2 separate regions of the Mus musculus genome follow, and region 2 is linked to region 1. Evidence: chromatin loops called from intact Hi-C (ENCODE). Cell type or tissue: left cerebral cortex. All regions are shown on one strand.

Evidence for each region. Peaks named below come from ENCODE experiments on the same cell type or tissue, not always from the same donor. Only the 100,000 strongest peaks of a DNase experiment are listed, where the experiment ranks them.
Region 2: it touches region 1 in a loop (8-fold over the local background); 5 of 42 quality-filtered maps call a loop at or near these places.

What each region holds. Positions count from the first base shown.
Region 1 is chr3:52,006,657-52,009,156 of GRCm38, forward strand. The region is part of intron 1 of Maml3 (mastermind like transcriptional coactivator 3); the gene reads right to left. Among named protein-coding and RNA genes, the nearest start is that of Maml3, 97 kb to the right of the region's middle. In left cerebral cortex, a CTCF peak has its summit at 1,206; DNase peaks (open chromatin) are centred at 440 and 1,204; H3K4me3 peaks cover 1,219 bases; H3K27ac peaks cover 1,647 bases.
Region 2 is chr3:51,884,386-51,886,885 of GRCm38, forward strand. All of the region lies in intron 1 of Maml3 (mastermind like transcriptional coactivator 3), which reads right to left. Among named protein-coding and RNA genes, the nearest start is that of Gm46803, 180 kb to the left of the region's middle. In left cerebral cortex, no CTCF peak of the experiment used is centred here; DNase peaks (open chromatin) are centred at 1,310 and 1,710; H3K27ac peaks cover 1,305 bases.

The sequences.
Region 1 (2,500 bases):
TGGGAAAGGCAGATGGGGAGGGAGAAGGATCTTTTATTCTGTGGGATCCCGAGTGAGGAATGGAACAGGTTTCATCCTTTTGACTGTGCACCCCAATGGCAAATCCAGGAAGAGGGTAGAAGAAACCTAATGCTGTCTGCTAAAGGCCAGGGGACACTTGCAGTTATCAGCGCACACAGGAGGGCGTCTTGTTCCTGGGCTGCAAAAGCAGTGGTGCCTCTCACCTTCATCACCAAAGAGAGCATTCTCCATGAAATCTGTGTTGTCCCGAGGTCAGATCTGCAAAGCTATAATTATCCAGGTAACTCGGGTCCGATGTTTCTCAAAATATCCAGGTAATTATAGGAGAAAGGTCATTTCCTCTATATAATCTCAAACCTACCACTGGCTGTCTACACTGGCAGTTTGCCAGTCAAGATCGCCTGTCATTTCCATTTTGTTCTTTACTAGAATTTGCCAAGGACTAAGAATCCTAATGGGGGAGTTTTAAAAATGACTTTTGTACGGATACCGCTTCCTTCACCACCACCCCCCCCCTCACCAATGTTCTGCCGGTGTCCTCACAAGATGTAAAAACACCCTCTGCTAATTTTTAACACTCCAATGAATTGCATTCTGGGAAAAAAGATATTGTGAGACAGAAAGGAAAGGAGAGGGGTGAAGAGGAGGAAGAAAGGACAGAACGGTCCCAGGGCCTCCAAAACTGAGGACCTTAACTGCTTGGCCCTATTCCGAGAGAGAGAGAGAGAGAGAGAGAGAGAGAGAGAGAGAGAGAGAGAGAGAGAGAGAGAGAGAGAGAGAGAGAGAGAAAGCACAGGTCTGCAGGTCAACAACCCGCTCTTTCCGACTATGGGCTTTGACAGCAGGGGTAGTTTCGGGACGGGAAGAAGCGCATCTGCATGGGGAAGCCACTGTTCCTTTGCTTCACAAAGGAAGAAAAAAATGGCATTTATCCCAAGTAAGGCAGAACGTGGTAGGATTCGCCTCCCCCATCCTTTCTTCCCCCTTCCTCCTCCCATCGCCCTCACCGCCACCGCCCCTTCCTGTCGGAAGAGAAAAGGTGGGAGGGGGAGGAGGACCCACCGGTCACAGGCGGCGCGGTGGGATTCTCTTTCTTTGGCTTTTACCAGCCAATGGGGGTCAGGACGCTATTGGTTCAGCATCATGTGCGAGCGGGTGCCTCTCGCTTAGCAACAGCGAGCAGCGAGCAGCGGAGGCAGGAAGCAACGCCACCTGGCCCAGGGAGTGTGCGATGCTTTAAAAGGGAGACAGAAGGGGAGAAGAAAGAGCAATCTAGCTTAACATATTGTACTCCCAAGAACAAGGCTTCATCAGGCTGATAAAGACAGCCAGCCAGGCAAAAACCGGACACGAGCTCTGTCCCATGAGCATGTCTGTATCACCCTAGGTGGTCTACACATAGTTTTTGTTTTAAGGGACACTCTACTGTGCTGCAAGGGAGGTGGATGGAAAGATGGTTATCTGGGAGGTAGGGGTGAATCTACAACTCTCAGTGAGTTCAGTCAGTCTTATTCTCACATTAGGGTATTACTAGAAAAGACAAGTAAAATTGGGTGTGCTTGAAAAGGCAATTGGCTAGGTAGGAATCATGGCTTTCTTCCTTTTCTTTTTCTTTCTTTTTTCTTTTTCTTTTCTTTTTTTTAATTAATCAACACAGTAGCTGTTTCTAAGTGCTAAATTCCATCATAGTGGCCAACAATTAGCCCTTTGGAGTAGAAAATGGCAAAAGAGAAAGACAATCCTGTAAAGTGTGCTGTGCTGTGTGTGTGTGTGTGTGTGTGAGAGAGAGAGAGAGACAGACAGACAAGACCTGGGCTGTGTGTGTGATGTGGTGTGTGTATGAGTATGTATGTGTGTAGTGTGTGATGTGGTGTGGTGTGGTGTGTATATGAGTATGTATGTGTGTAGTGTGTGATGTGGTGTGTGTATGTATGTATGTGTGTAGTGTGTGATGTGGTGTGGTGTGGTGTGTGTATGAGTATGTATGTGTGTAGTGTGTGATGTGGTGTGTGTATGTATGTGTGTAGTGTGTGATGTGGTGTGGTGTGGTGTGTATATGAGTATGTATGTGTGTAGTGTGTGATGTGGTGTGTGTATGTATGTGTGTAGTGTGTGATGTGGTGTGGTGTGGTGTGTGTATGAGTATGTATGTGTGTAGTGTGTGATGTGGTGTGTGTATGTATGTGTGTAGTGTGTGATGTGGTGTGGTGTGGTGTGTATATGAGTATGTATGTGTGTAGTGTGTGATGTGGTGTGTGTATGTATGTGTGTAGTGTGTGATGTGGTGTGGTGTGGTGTGGTGTGTGTATGAGTATGTATGTGTGTAGTGTGTGATGTGGTGTGTGTATGTATGTGTGTAGTGTGTGATGTGGTGTGTGTATGTATGTGTGTAGGGGGAGATTTTGGGTTTCTCTTTGCTGCTTCTGTGATTCAAGAGGTATTTTGAGGAGGCTGGGATGAGCTCTGAAGGTCTCCCTGC
Region 2 (2,500 bases), 120 kb before region 1:
TGTGGAACAGACACTCAAGGCAAATCACTCGAAAACGAGAAAAGTGACTCTAAGTTTTGAGCTTTACACATTTTGTTAAAGCCAGGTGTACCTGGGCGTGGCCAGTGCATGTGCCTCACACCTGTCACTCTTACGAGTTTCTAAGGTTTTATCAGAGGTGGCCCCACCCTCCTACATACCTCAGTTCAGTTAATGTATGGGCCACTTCGATTCCCACCTTACCCTCTCCAGTCTATCCTCTGCAAGTCATCTCAGCACTAGGGAAGCAGAGGCAGGGGGATCTCTGTGAGTACAAGACCAGGCTGGTCTAGATAGTGAGTTCCAGGCCAGCCAGGGCTACACAGAAAGACCTGTCTCCAAAAAAACAAACAAACAAGCAAAAACAAAAACAAAAAACCCAAATAGCCAAAACAAAAAAAAGAAAAAAAAATTCAGGTCACGCTTTTCCGTCTAAATTTCTACAGATTTTCACATTCATCAAAGTTAAATTTGTCACATGGCTTAGGAGATGCTGGTTGGCTTTACACATTTTGGCCCCACCCTCTCCTGTAGCAAAGCTCTCTTACAATTATGACCTATGCTAACTCTGCAGTTCCCTGCCTGTACAGAGGGGCAGACTCCCAGGATTGAGGTTGTCCTGGCCACTCTGCCTCCCTGCCATCTCTTTCTCTCACTTTCATCTGTTTGATCTTCATGGTGCCCCTTGTCATGATGTATAATCCCCTCGCCTGTCACTCCTCCCCTTGGGCCACCTTCTTCTCCACAGGAGTGTAGACTCGGTGGTAGTGACCTTGCCTGGTTACTTCTTAGACGGCCGAATCTCAGCCAACCCCTGAGTGGTTTCCAGGATGGACTGGAGAAACAAAGGGTACAATGAATGAGCAGTCTCCTGGACAAGTCTGTTCCCGGGGAAGCTGTGTATAGCCCCAAACATGTTCTTCTCCTGGGTCTTAAACATGAATATGTATTCAGTCTTCCTCCTTTTGGAAGTGCTATACAGATCACAAGCCCAAGAATTTTGGAATGACCCTCAAGAAGCTCCTTCACAAAACTGAAATCCTAAGATTAGAGAGAATTCTTTCAGTGAAGAGAGAGAGACACTGCCCGAAGCCACAGTTTCCTCCCCTGCACCCTGGGGTAAAATCCCCCAAGGGTCCCTAAGACAATCTCCCCGTCCCCACCACTGCTGAAGGCTCTCAAAAAAAAAACATTCTGGGAGCAAGGAACAAGAGATTCTGAGATGGGTGACTGAGGAGGTGGGAGAGACTCCTTCTCTGGAGTTCTTTAAAAATAGAGCAGCCATCTGGGATGGTTTAGATACGGCCTCTCTGAAAGGCGGGGGATTGGAGGGGGATGGAAGATCTAAGGCCCATCTCATCTTGGATTTTCTGATATTTCATTTTCAAGTTTTACTCATGGCAAGAGCCTGAAAAGAGCTAGAAATTCACTTTTTTTTTCTTTTCAACCAATCACTACATCCCATTTTGCTTCCAACGGCAATTCTGCTGTCTCAGTAGCCCCCGTGCTTCAGAGGGGCGATTTGGATGTTATGGCCTTTTGTGTTCCATAGGAAGTTTGGGTGAAACTTGACTTCCATTCTCCCTTTCAGAGGAAGCTACTATGGGAGGTGTGTTTAGATGTTGGGAAATGATTGCTGGGGACGTGCAAATCCAGGCTTGGGTCCTGGCCATGCCACTGGAAAGGACAGAGCAGGAGGAAGCAATGGCTGGAGGAACTTGGCCAGGCTCCTGTGGGCTGTGGTGCAGTCCACACTGGGACCTGCTGCAAGAGCTTAAGCCTTGGAAGCCTCGTTTGCTGTAACTATTGCTTCTCCATTTTGTTAGCTTGATGGAATTAAGCTCAATAAAGCCGACGTGTGTAAACAACAGAGAGTGTGCTTTTCTGACAGGAAGCCATTTTCTGATTCTCCTCTTGTTATTCTTGCTTTTTGCATCAAAGCCTCAAGGTCAAAAGAATAATGGATTTTAAGACCTAGAAGGTCACATTTTACTATTTTTTACCATAGAGGCCACACTGGAAGAAAAAAAAAAGAGCCTTGTTAAATTTGTTCCTCAGCAGTATTTGCATGCCATGACTATTTTTTTTTAAACTCAAATAAACTTGATTGTGATTATCAAATACATTAATTTTAAAATGCTCATTGCAAGAACTCCTGTACCTAACAGACTAATGCCCAATCTGAGGCAAGTTGTTTATCCTTAAAGAACACAAACAGCTTCTAATGATGACATTAAGTCAGTTAAGAGTGTCCACTGCTTTGGGGGAGGGCAAGACCTCAGTTTCCAGAACTCATGTCAGGTGGCTCACCACTGCCAGCTCCCGGGGCTGTGACACCCTCTTCTGATCTCTAAGGGCATCTATGCTCATTTGTCCATACACATTCATACAGTCTCACACGTAACATAAGTAATGAAAATAAATCTTTAAAAATATTGCCTTTAAGTCAGATCAAAGGGTCTTCACAAATCAGATTTGGAAA